Regions from separate parts of the Homo sapiens genome. Here region 2 is linked to region 1. The links are chromatin loops, found by intact Hi-C in ENCODE. Cell type or tissue: mammary epithelial cell. All regions are shown on one strand. Links, peaks and the distances in the headings refer to the core of each region. The heading gives the core; the rest is flanking DNA. Region 1 has its middle 50 kb from the start of SLC4A7. Region 2 overlaps SLC4A7 (solute carrier family 4 member 7).

Region 1 (6,856 bases), core at 2,632-5,131:
TTTTCTTGCAGGCCAACTATATAAAAAGCATTGTCCTAGGTGCTTAGCTACATCAAAAAACAAAGCCCATATTCCTGCCTTGTGACTACACAAGTGGTGGGTAATATACAGTAAACAAGAAGTTCCCATGGAAGCAAAGCTAATTCTATCATATCAACAAGATTTCAATCTCCTAGAAGGACAGAAATAATAATAATTCTGGTCTTAAAAATAATTCCCTGGTGGGCCAGGCGCAGTGGCTCATGCCTGTAATCCCAGTACTTTGGGAGGCCAAGGCAGGCCGATCACCTGAGGCCAGGAATTCGAGACCAGCCTGGCCAACATGGTGAAATCCTGCTTCTACTAAAAATACAAAACCTAGCGGGCGTGGTGCCGGGCACCTGTAACCCAGCTACTCGGGAGGCTGAGGCAGGAGAATCGCTTGAACCTAGGAGCTGGAGGTTTCAGTGAGCCTAGATAGTGCCATTGCACTCCAGCCTGGGCGACAGAGCAAGACTCTGTCTCAAATAAATAAATAAAAAAAATAAAAAATAATAATAATTCTCTGGTCTTAAAGCCCTGTAGTAGCACTCAGGTAGCACATTCTATTTGCATGCTCTCCAGTCATTTGTTGAAAGATTCTTACCAATGTAAATAAATATCTTTCTACAGTCCCTTGGGTCTAATTTTCCTTAAGAAAAAAATGGTGTTGATCTTGATACTTTTTTTCATAATCAATTTGATCAGTATTTTAGAAACCCAACCTGAAGTAGCTTAGGCCAAAAACAAAACAAAACAAAACGAAAAGGCCGGCGCGGTGGCTCACGCCTAAAATCCCAGCACTTTGGGAGGCCGAGGAGGGCGGATCACCTGAGGTCAGGAGTTCATAGACCAGCCTGGCCAACATGGTGAAACCCCATCTCAACTGAAAATACAAAAAAATTAGCTGGGCGTGATGGCGGGTGCCTGTAATCCCGGCTATTTCGGGAGGCTGAGGCAGGAGAATCGCTTGAACCCAGGAGGCAGAGATTGCAGTGAGCGGAGATCACGCCATTGCACTCCAGCCTGGGCAACAAGAGTGAAATTCTGTCTCAAAAAAAAAAAAAAAAAAAGGAGAAGGTAGTGGTGATCATCTTTAAAAAGTATTCTGGCATATGTTATCCCTAAGTGGCAAGCTGAATGATCTTAGGGACAAATAGAACCAGAAACTGAAATGCAGCCAGCACTTTCTCTGTCTCATCTCTCCAAGTGTGAGCTCTTTTTTTTTCTTTCTGAAAATTGGCTTCCTCCATATGGCAAGGAACACCACATCTCCAAATTTCACACCCCATGCTCTCATACAAGAGAATATGGGATTCTCTGCCAAACTAGCCTGACTTGGGACAGGCACACTGATAATCTACAGCTAAAGAATCAGGATGACAGCAAAGACATGGCCCCTAGGTACCGACTTCTTGGATATCTTGAGCTGAATGAGCATGGAAGCAACTTGATGGGTTGTCATAAGATTTGAGAACATCTCATCAGTCACTTTTCTGAGAAAAGATACCCAAGGTTAAGTGAGATAAGAGCAGAATTCTTCTGAAAAAGTGTTAACAAGTCAGTCTGCCAGAGTCTGATCCCAGGTCTTCATGTTTTTCATAGAATTTTAATTTTAATTTTTTTTTTTTTTTTTTTTACAGGCAGGGTCTTGCCCTGTTGCCCAGGGTGGAGTGAAGTGGTGCAATTGTAGCTCAGGGCAAGCTTGAACTCCTGGGCTCAAGTGATCCTCCCACATCATCATCCTGAGTAGCTGGGACTACAGACGCACACCACCATATCTAGCTAATTTTTAACCTTTTTGTAGAGACAGGGTCTCACTATGTCGCCCAGGCTGCTCTCAAGCTCCTGGCCTCAAGTAATCCTCCTGTCTTGGTATTCCAAAGAGCTGGGATTAAAGGCAGGAGCCAAACAACTGGTCACTTTTTTGAGAGAATTTTTAAAGATGTGTCATGAATACCAGGCTAGTTAGGCATAAAGTCACAATTAGGTGTGTGTGTTGTTTTGCTTTGGAATGGGCCTGGGGCATCTTTCAAATGTATATGCCCACAAGTAAATGGGTAGTTCAGGAAGTTCTTTTGTAATATCCACAAATAATTATCCTTAAAAACAAGTAACTGAGACATTAATGAAAAAATATTCTGCAAACACTGAAGCCTTTTATTTTAAAATGTCAAGGTCTCAGGAATACAACTCCAAGTTTATAATCTTTATTTTCCACTTAGTGGTGATATGCATTATAATTTTTTCTCCCCTAAATGAGAATGCTTTGAATCAAATAATACTTCTTCCTTCCGCTGTGTCTGTGCCAACAGTGGCAGCTGAGTTCATTTTCATTACCTCAGCATTGTTACCAAGAGTTTAAATAGGTTGACTAACATTTGGAACACCAGGACAGAGGCTCTGTTTTTCTGGGCTTTGTAAAATACCTAATATAGTGACAATATGTGGGCATACAGATATATTGTAATTATATACTAGAAATGACACAGAGTACCTAGACTCCTCTGGGTAGAAAAAAGCCAAGCTTTGATTTCCACACTCAAACCAGCTGAAAAGTCAGAGCTTTTTTTCATTTGTAATTCCTCACTTTCTGAAAGCAAACTGAAATGCCTGTGGCCAAATGCCTTCTCTGAGTCAAATCCAGGTTGAGTCCTCCATGAGCTCAAAACCTGCTCTGTGTGTGTGTGTGTGTGTGTGTGTGTGTGTGTGTGTGTGTGGTCATCTTGATTTCTTTCAACCATCTTAAATGGCTTGATTTATTGCCCAATGTCACTGAAATAAAAACTAGCCGTTAGGGTAGCCCAAATTGTCAAATCACTGGTTTTCAAGCTGCTGTTTTTTGGTTCCTGGTCCTGGCATGACACCGTGACTTTATAGAACATTCTCCATTGTAGAATTCTGGGTGGTCTTGAGGTCCTTTCCCAGTACTAAACGGTACCAGGCATAGCACCAATGGGAGGAACATCAGGAAGATGTCCTTTTTTTTTTTCTTTTTTTTTTTTCTGAGACAGAGTCTCACTCTGTCTCCCAGGCTGGAGTGCAATGGTGCTATCTCGGCTCACCGCAACCTCCACCTCCCAGGTTCAAGTGATTTTCCTGCCTCAGCCTCCTGAGTAGCTGGGATTACAGGCGTATGCCACTACACCTGGCTAATTTTTGTATTTTTAGTAGAGACGGGGTTTCACCATGTTGGTCAGGCTGGTCTCGAACTCCTGAACTTGTGATCTGCCTGCCTTGGCCTCCCAAAGTGCCGGGATTACAGGCGTGAGCCACCGCACCCGGCCGGAAGATGTCATTTCAAAGCCATGTTGTTCTTTCAGATTCTAGAGTTGATGGTTAACACTGGCAGTCCCTCCTGACTGCCCTCCCGACGCACACTCCCAGGCTAATGAGGAAAAGTCCTAGAGAGCAGCATCAGATGCTTGTTCATGTATAGAGTTTGGTCAACATCACCAGCCCCGGCCCTCCTCTAGCTGACAAACAGGCAGTTGTCTATTTTGGCTTTGACTAGACTCTACTTCCGTTTACCTCAGTCATATCCTTTTTAGATTTGTTTCTCTCCCTTCCCCCACCTTCCTCTTTCCCACTGTTATTTATAAACGTTATACACTTGTTTACAGAGAAAAGAACAAACTTTAAAATTAATTGTTGATACAATTGCCAAATGAATAATGTCCAGGTGTCCGCTTTTAAGCATCACAGGCATCTCTAGTCATCGCTTTTTAGTTGTTACCCTAGGATTGAGAAGACCAACAGCAGGAAAGGTGGTGACTCACACTCAGAACCCAAAAAACAAACACCCACTAATGACTCACACCCTGGAACCAGGGAGATTTTGAGACTTTCTTTTGCTGAAAAAATGCATATGCAAACAACATTCCCATCACCAGGAGGCCAAGCTGGCTCTTCCTGCACGGAATGGGGCTCTGCTGAGGTGGCTGCGAGTCAGGGATGTGTCACCGACCCAGGGATGGAGTTTACTGGGTTAGTAGATGGAGGGCAGCTAAAACTAGAATTTCTTCTTTGCTTTTTTCCAAATGCCTGCTGGAGAAAATCCGATGTATCCTGTGTGAGTCAGTTGTGAGTGTATCTGCTGGGATAAGGGCAAGTTAAGTCACCACTCTCCATCCCCTCTGCTTGTTTTAATTGTGATTTTAATTAGCACGCAGGTCATCTGAGCAGAGGTGTGGCCTTTCATCTGAATGTGGATTTTCTGTCTGTGTGGTCCTTGATTGGCTACTTGGATCTTATAATGATAAAAGAATTTTTAAAGTACCTTTTCTTTCCAAAGTTTAGGGCTTTACTGAACTTTAAATATAAACTTAGGGCCCTCTGTTTATATTTAGATAAAAAAAGAATTGTGAAGATAAAGGATCTTTTGTGGCAAAGTGCTTTGAAACCCTGAGATGAAAGGGAACCCGTAAAGAGAAATTAACCTCATTTATTTTTTAAGCAGCATTTTGCTGCGTGTGTGGACAAATGTAATTTGAGGCAGCTTGAATTAAGAGCCTTGTCTTCACTCCACTCATAACCCTCCCTGTCTCCAACTGAGTCGAAGCACCTCTTTTTTCTTTCACTTCTCTATTCCTCAAGCCAGAGCTTGTCTGGTAGGGAAGGCAAATTCAGGCTTGTAATCCATCCTCTCCCCCCAGGTCTGACTACTCCCTGGCTGGACTTCCGCAGGGGCACCCAGTCCCCTTTGTGGAAGATCCAAAGCTCAACACAGAAAGGGAAAAGCAAGATGTGTGGAGTGGGAGACTTGCTTGGCTTTGCTTCCATTACTTTTGAGAACTCTCATTACATTCCTGAATCCACTGATGCATAGGTGGCAAAGCATTCAAAAGCGCTTTGGGGCAAGACTACTATTTAACTGAGACACACTGGTACCACCACGCCTATTACTAAAATATTAAAATATTTATATTTTGATTTGTAAATAGCCATTGCCCATGCCTTCACCATTGTCAAATATTTTTAATTGTACCAATTGTTTGTAAGCTAGGAGAGGGTTTACCTTCTTAGTTTCACACAGTGTTTAGCCTATCTTGTATATACTAATATGCATATTATGCATAGTATTTGAAATGCATATACTAATTGGTTAGGGGAAGAGAATGCAAAATTCCAGCTGCGTTTTTAGGCTGTCAGGGTAGTGAGAGACCAGTTTGGAGTCTCCCTACAAACTGTATTTGAGTGCTTCTAAGACAGAATTTAGAACTCGAGTTCTCCCATTCATTCTCTTTGGGATTCTGAACCAAGGGAGGGCACACAAAAGGATCGGTGACTGGATAGGAAACAATACCCTTCTACTTAGGAAGCACCAGCTGAAGGCCTAATAACCTCTGGGAGTCTGTGCTGGAGGCAAGGCCCAGGCCTGGGGCTAAAGTTCTCTACTTTCCAATCCGGAGATTCTCAGAGACCCTGTTCCGGGTGCAGAGATACTGAGACACAGGGGGCCAACGTTCCTGAGCCCACCACTTTAAGGCAAGTGGCCTGGCCAGAGAAAAATGGTCCAGTTCACCCAAGTGCTAGAAATACAGGAGAAAGAATGAAGCTTGGTCTCTGCTTTTGAGGTACACCCCCAAAATGTGGCCCCATTAATGTCTCAGATTTTGACCAACCACAACTTTTCTTCTGGTCGGTAAGAATGGAGGATGAGACCCTATTGAGAAAGCCCAAACATTGAAGCGGTGGCCTGCCCCTCCACACCTGTGGGTATATCTCGTCAGGTGGGAAGAGAGACTGAGTAAAGAAATAAGACACAGAGACAAAGTATAGAGAAACAACAGTGGGCCCAGGAGACCGGCACTCAGCATACCAAGGACCTACACAGGCACTGGTCTCTGAGTTCCCTCAGTTTTTATTGATTACTATTTTCACTATCTCAGCAAGAGGAATGTGGTAGGAGAGCAGAGTGATAATAAGGAGAGGATCAGCAAGAAAATATGTGAGCCAAGGAATCTGTGTCACAATTAAGTTTAAGGAGAGGTACTATGCCTAGATGTGCACGTAGGCCAGAGTTATGTTTCTATCCGCCCAAACATTTCAGTGGAGTAAAGAATAACAAAGCAGCATTGCTGCCAACATGTCTCGCCTTCTGCCATAGGGCGGTTTTTCTCCTATCTCGGAATTGAACAAATGTACAATCGGGTTTTATACCGAGACATTCAGTTCCCGGTGCAGGCAGGAGACAGTGGCCTTCCTCTATCTCAACTGCAAGAGGCTTTCCTCTTTTACTAATCCACCTCAGCACAGACCCTTCACAGGTGTCAGGCTGGGGGACGGTCAGGTCTTTCTCATCCCATGAGGCCATATTTCAGACTATCACATGGGGAGAAACCTTGGACAATACCCGGCTTTCCAGGGCAGAGTTCCCTGCGGCTTTCCGCAGTGCATTGTGCCTCTGGTTTATCGAGACTAGAGAATGGCGATGACTTTTACCAAGCATAGTGCTTGTAAACATTTTGTTAACAAGGCATATCCTGCACAGGCCTAGATCCCTTAAACCTTGATTCCATACAACACATGTTTTTGTGAGCTCAAGGTTGGGGCAAAGAGGTTAGGGCAAAGAGGTTGCGGCAAAGTTACAGATTAACAGCATCTCAGGACACAGCAATTGTTCAGGGTACAGGTCAAAATGGAATTTCTTATGTCTTCCCTTTCTACATAGACACAGTAACAGTCTGATCTCTCTTTCTTTTCCCTACAAACATCACCCAGAGTATGCATTCATTTAACTACCAAGTGACAGTGGGGTCGAGTTAAAAGTGCAGGTTGGCCTGGCAGAGGGAGGGATACCCAACTTCTCTCCCCATAACATGTACTTCTCTCTACC
Region 2 (2,500 bases), core at 1-2,500, 100 kb after region 1:
AGAATATGTATCCTTTAAAATTGACATTGTGTTTCTCTTTTTAAAAAATTTCTGTTATTTGTCTTTTTTTAAAACTTCAGAGCAGCACCACCTGTAGATGGTGTCTTACTGACTTAATATTGTAAATATTTAATACCAGTTTTAAGTTAGAAATTATTACTTAATGTTAACATGAACTTTTTCTCTAAGAGATAATTGTCTGTAGCTGTTTGGTAAAATGTAGGAAAAATACGCTAAATATAAGCTATTAGTTTTGGTTATTTTTGGTTTGAGTTATATTAATTGTGTATTACATATTTTCATTTGCTATTTATTGTTTAAGCAGTGACTTTGTATTGATATTGTCCTTTTTAAAAATGCCATGCTATTGGTCATTCTAATTTCTAACAGGATATTGCCCCCACCATCTGTCATTAACAATTTTTTTTTATGTGTTCTGAGAACTAATTACAGTTTTAACCAACTTTTTAGTGACTTTCTAACATGTAAAAACCCGATTGACATGCTAACCATCACATGACTTTGAAATTTTGGGCCTTTGAAGTATGCAATTTATAGTGTAAATTGATTTTTTTTTAAATGTCTCTATTTGCCTTCTGCAGTGGACTTCATCATTTTTCATTTATTTGTTTTATCTCAGGGGAAGGCCTTTCAGCCTCCCGCCACTCTTTGCGAACAGGTCTGTCTGCCTCAAACCTTTCCTTGAGAGGAGAATCACCTTTATCTCTTCTTCTTGGTCATCTTCTTCCTTCTTCAAGAGCTGGAACCCCTGCAGGCTCAAGGTGTACAACCCCAGTACCCACCCCTCAAAACAGTCCTCCTTCTAGCCCTAGCATCAGCCGCCTGACCTCCAGAAGTTCCCAAGAGAGTCAGCGTCAGGCCCCAGAACTACTGGTTTCACCTGCCAGTGATGATATTCCCACAGTAGTAATTCATCCGCCTGAGGAAGACTTAGAAGCAGCGCTGAAAGGCGAGGAGCAGAAGAATGAGGAAAATGTTGACTTAACTCCAGGCAACTATCCAAAATCCTCCATGTGTGGTGCTTTCTGCCTCTGAGTCACTTGCACTTGGAATGCCTTTTAGCACATAGCTTAAGCAGCATATGTAGATAATGCTTATAATTTATTTTGACTTCTGCATGTTTTTTTTTCTTTATGATAGATTGTGTTAGGTTGGTGCAAAAGTAATTGCGGTTTTCGCCGTTGAAAGTTTGCTTTACTTTCAATGGCAAAAATTACTTTCAGTGGCAAGAACTCAATTGCTTTTACACCAACCTAATAAAAAAGAGTAAGATTATTAAAAATTTGAGTTACAAAAAGACTACAAAGAAGACTACACATAATTTAAGCCCTTTTAAAAAGTTTCACTTAGATTTAAAGGTCAAGACATTTGAACACTTCAGTAAAACATAGTCATTTTTTATAATGTTTTAATTTGCCATGAACTTATTTTATATTTATTTATGTATTTATTTTTATTAGACCGAGTCTCACTCTGTTGCCCAGGCTGGAGTGCAGTGGTGTGATCTCAGCTCACTGCAGCCTCTGCTCCCTGGGTTCAAGTGATTCTCATGGCCTCAGCCTCCTGAGTAGCTGGGACTACAGGACTGAGCCACCACGTCTGGCTAATTTTTTGTATTTTTTTGTGGAGACATGTTTTCACCATGCTGGCCAGGCTGGGTGAACTTTTTTTTTTTTTTTTTTTGGAGACGGGGTCTTGCTTTGGAGGCTGGCATGATCTCAGCTCACTGTAACCTCCACCTCCTGGACTCAAGCAATCCTCCTGCCTCAGCTTCCCAGTTAACTGGGACTCAGGGGCGTGTCACCATGCCTGGTTAATTTTCGTGTTTTGTAGAGACCAGGTCTCACCATGTTGCCCAGGCTGGTCTTGAACTCCTGGGCTTAAGTGATCCACCCACCTTGGCCTACCAGAGTGCTGAGATTACAGGTGTGGGCCATTGATTGCGTCTTGCCTTGGTAGCTTGGTTTTGTGTGTGTGTGTGTGTGTGCATGCAGTTCACTCATAAGGTGAATGAACACATACAAATAAATTATAGTGAAGTGATGTGCCTTAAATAGGGATAGAGTCATACTCTGTCACCCAGGCTGGAGTGCAGTGCCACAATCATAGCTCACTGCAGTGCCACAATCATAGCTCACTGCAGCCTTGAACTCCTGGGATCAAGCAATCCTCCTGACTCAGCATTCTGAGTAGCTGAGACTACAGGCACATGCCACAACATCTGGCTAAGTTTTTTGTAGAGACGGTATCTTGCTGTGTTGCCCAGGCTGGTCTTGAACTCCTGGCCTCAAGCAATCCTCCTGCCGTAGCCTCCCAAAATGCTGGGATTATAGGTGTGAGTCACCAGGCCCAGCCATACCTTTTTTTCTATTTAATGCTTTTCTCCAAAGAATGTAGTACATTTTAGGCTTTTTTTTTTTGCTTGGGCGGGTGGGGTGGAGAGACAGGTTCTTACTCTGTTGCCTAGACTGGAGCGCAG

The links. A loop is a pair of places that touch in the nucleus more often than their neighbours do. Peaks named below come from ENCODE experiments on the same cell type or tissue, not always from the same donor. Only the 100,000 strongest peaks of a DNase experiment are listed, where the experiment ranks them.
Region 2: a loop joins it to region 1, with 12 times the contacts of the local background. A loop is called at or near these places in 3 of 110 quality-filtered maps.

Annotation. Positions count from the first base shown.
Region 1 is chr3:27,531,118-27,537,973 of GRCh38, reverse strand. No RefSeq gene overlaps it. Among named protein-coding and RNA genes, the nearest start is that of SLC4A7, 50 kb to the right of the region's middle. RefSeq lists a silencer at 3,822-4,116 and enhancers at 3,484-4,427, 4,428-5,370. In mammary epithelial cell, for the core only: a CTCF peak has its summit at 3,904; DNase peaks (open chromatin) are centred at 2,663, 3,933 and 4,613; H3K27ac peaks cover 2,500 bases.
Region 2 is chr3:27,429,810-27,432,309 of GRCh38, reverse strand. It overlaps SLC4A7 (solute carrier family 4 member 7), which reads left to right. Exons shown (of 26, transcript NM_001321103.2): 7 at 641-1,012. Among named protein-coding and RNA genes, the nearest start is that of SLC4A7, 53 kb to the left of the region's middle. In mammary epithelial cell, for the core only: no CTCF peak of the experiment used is centred there; a DNase peak (open chromatin) is centred at 1,009.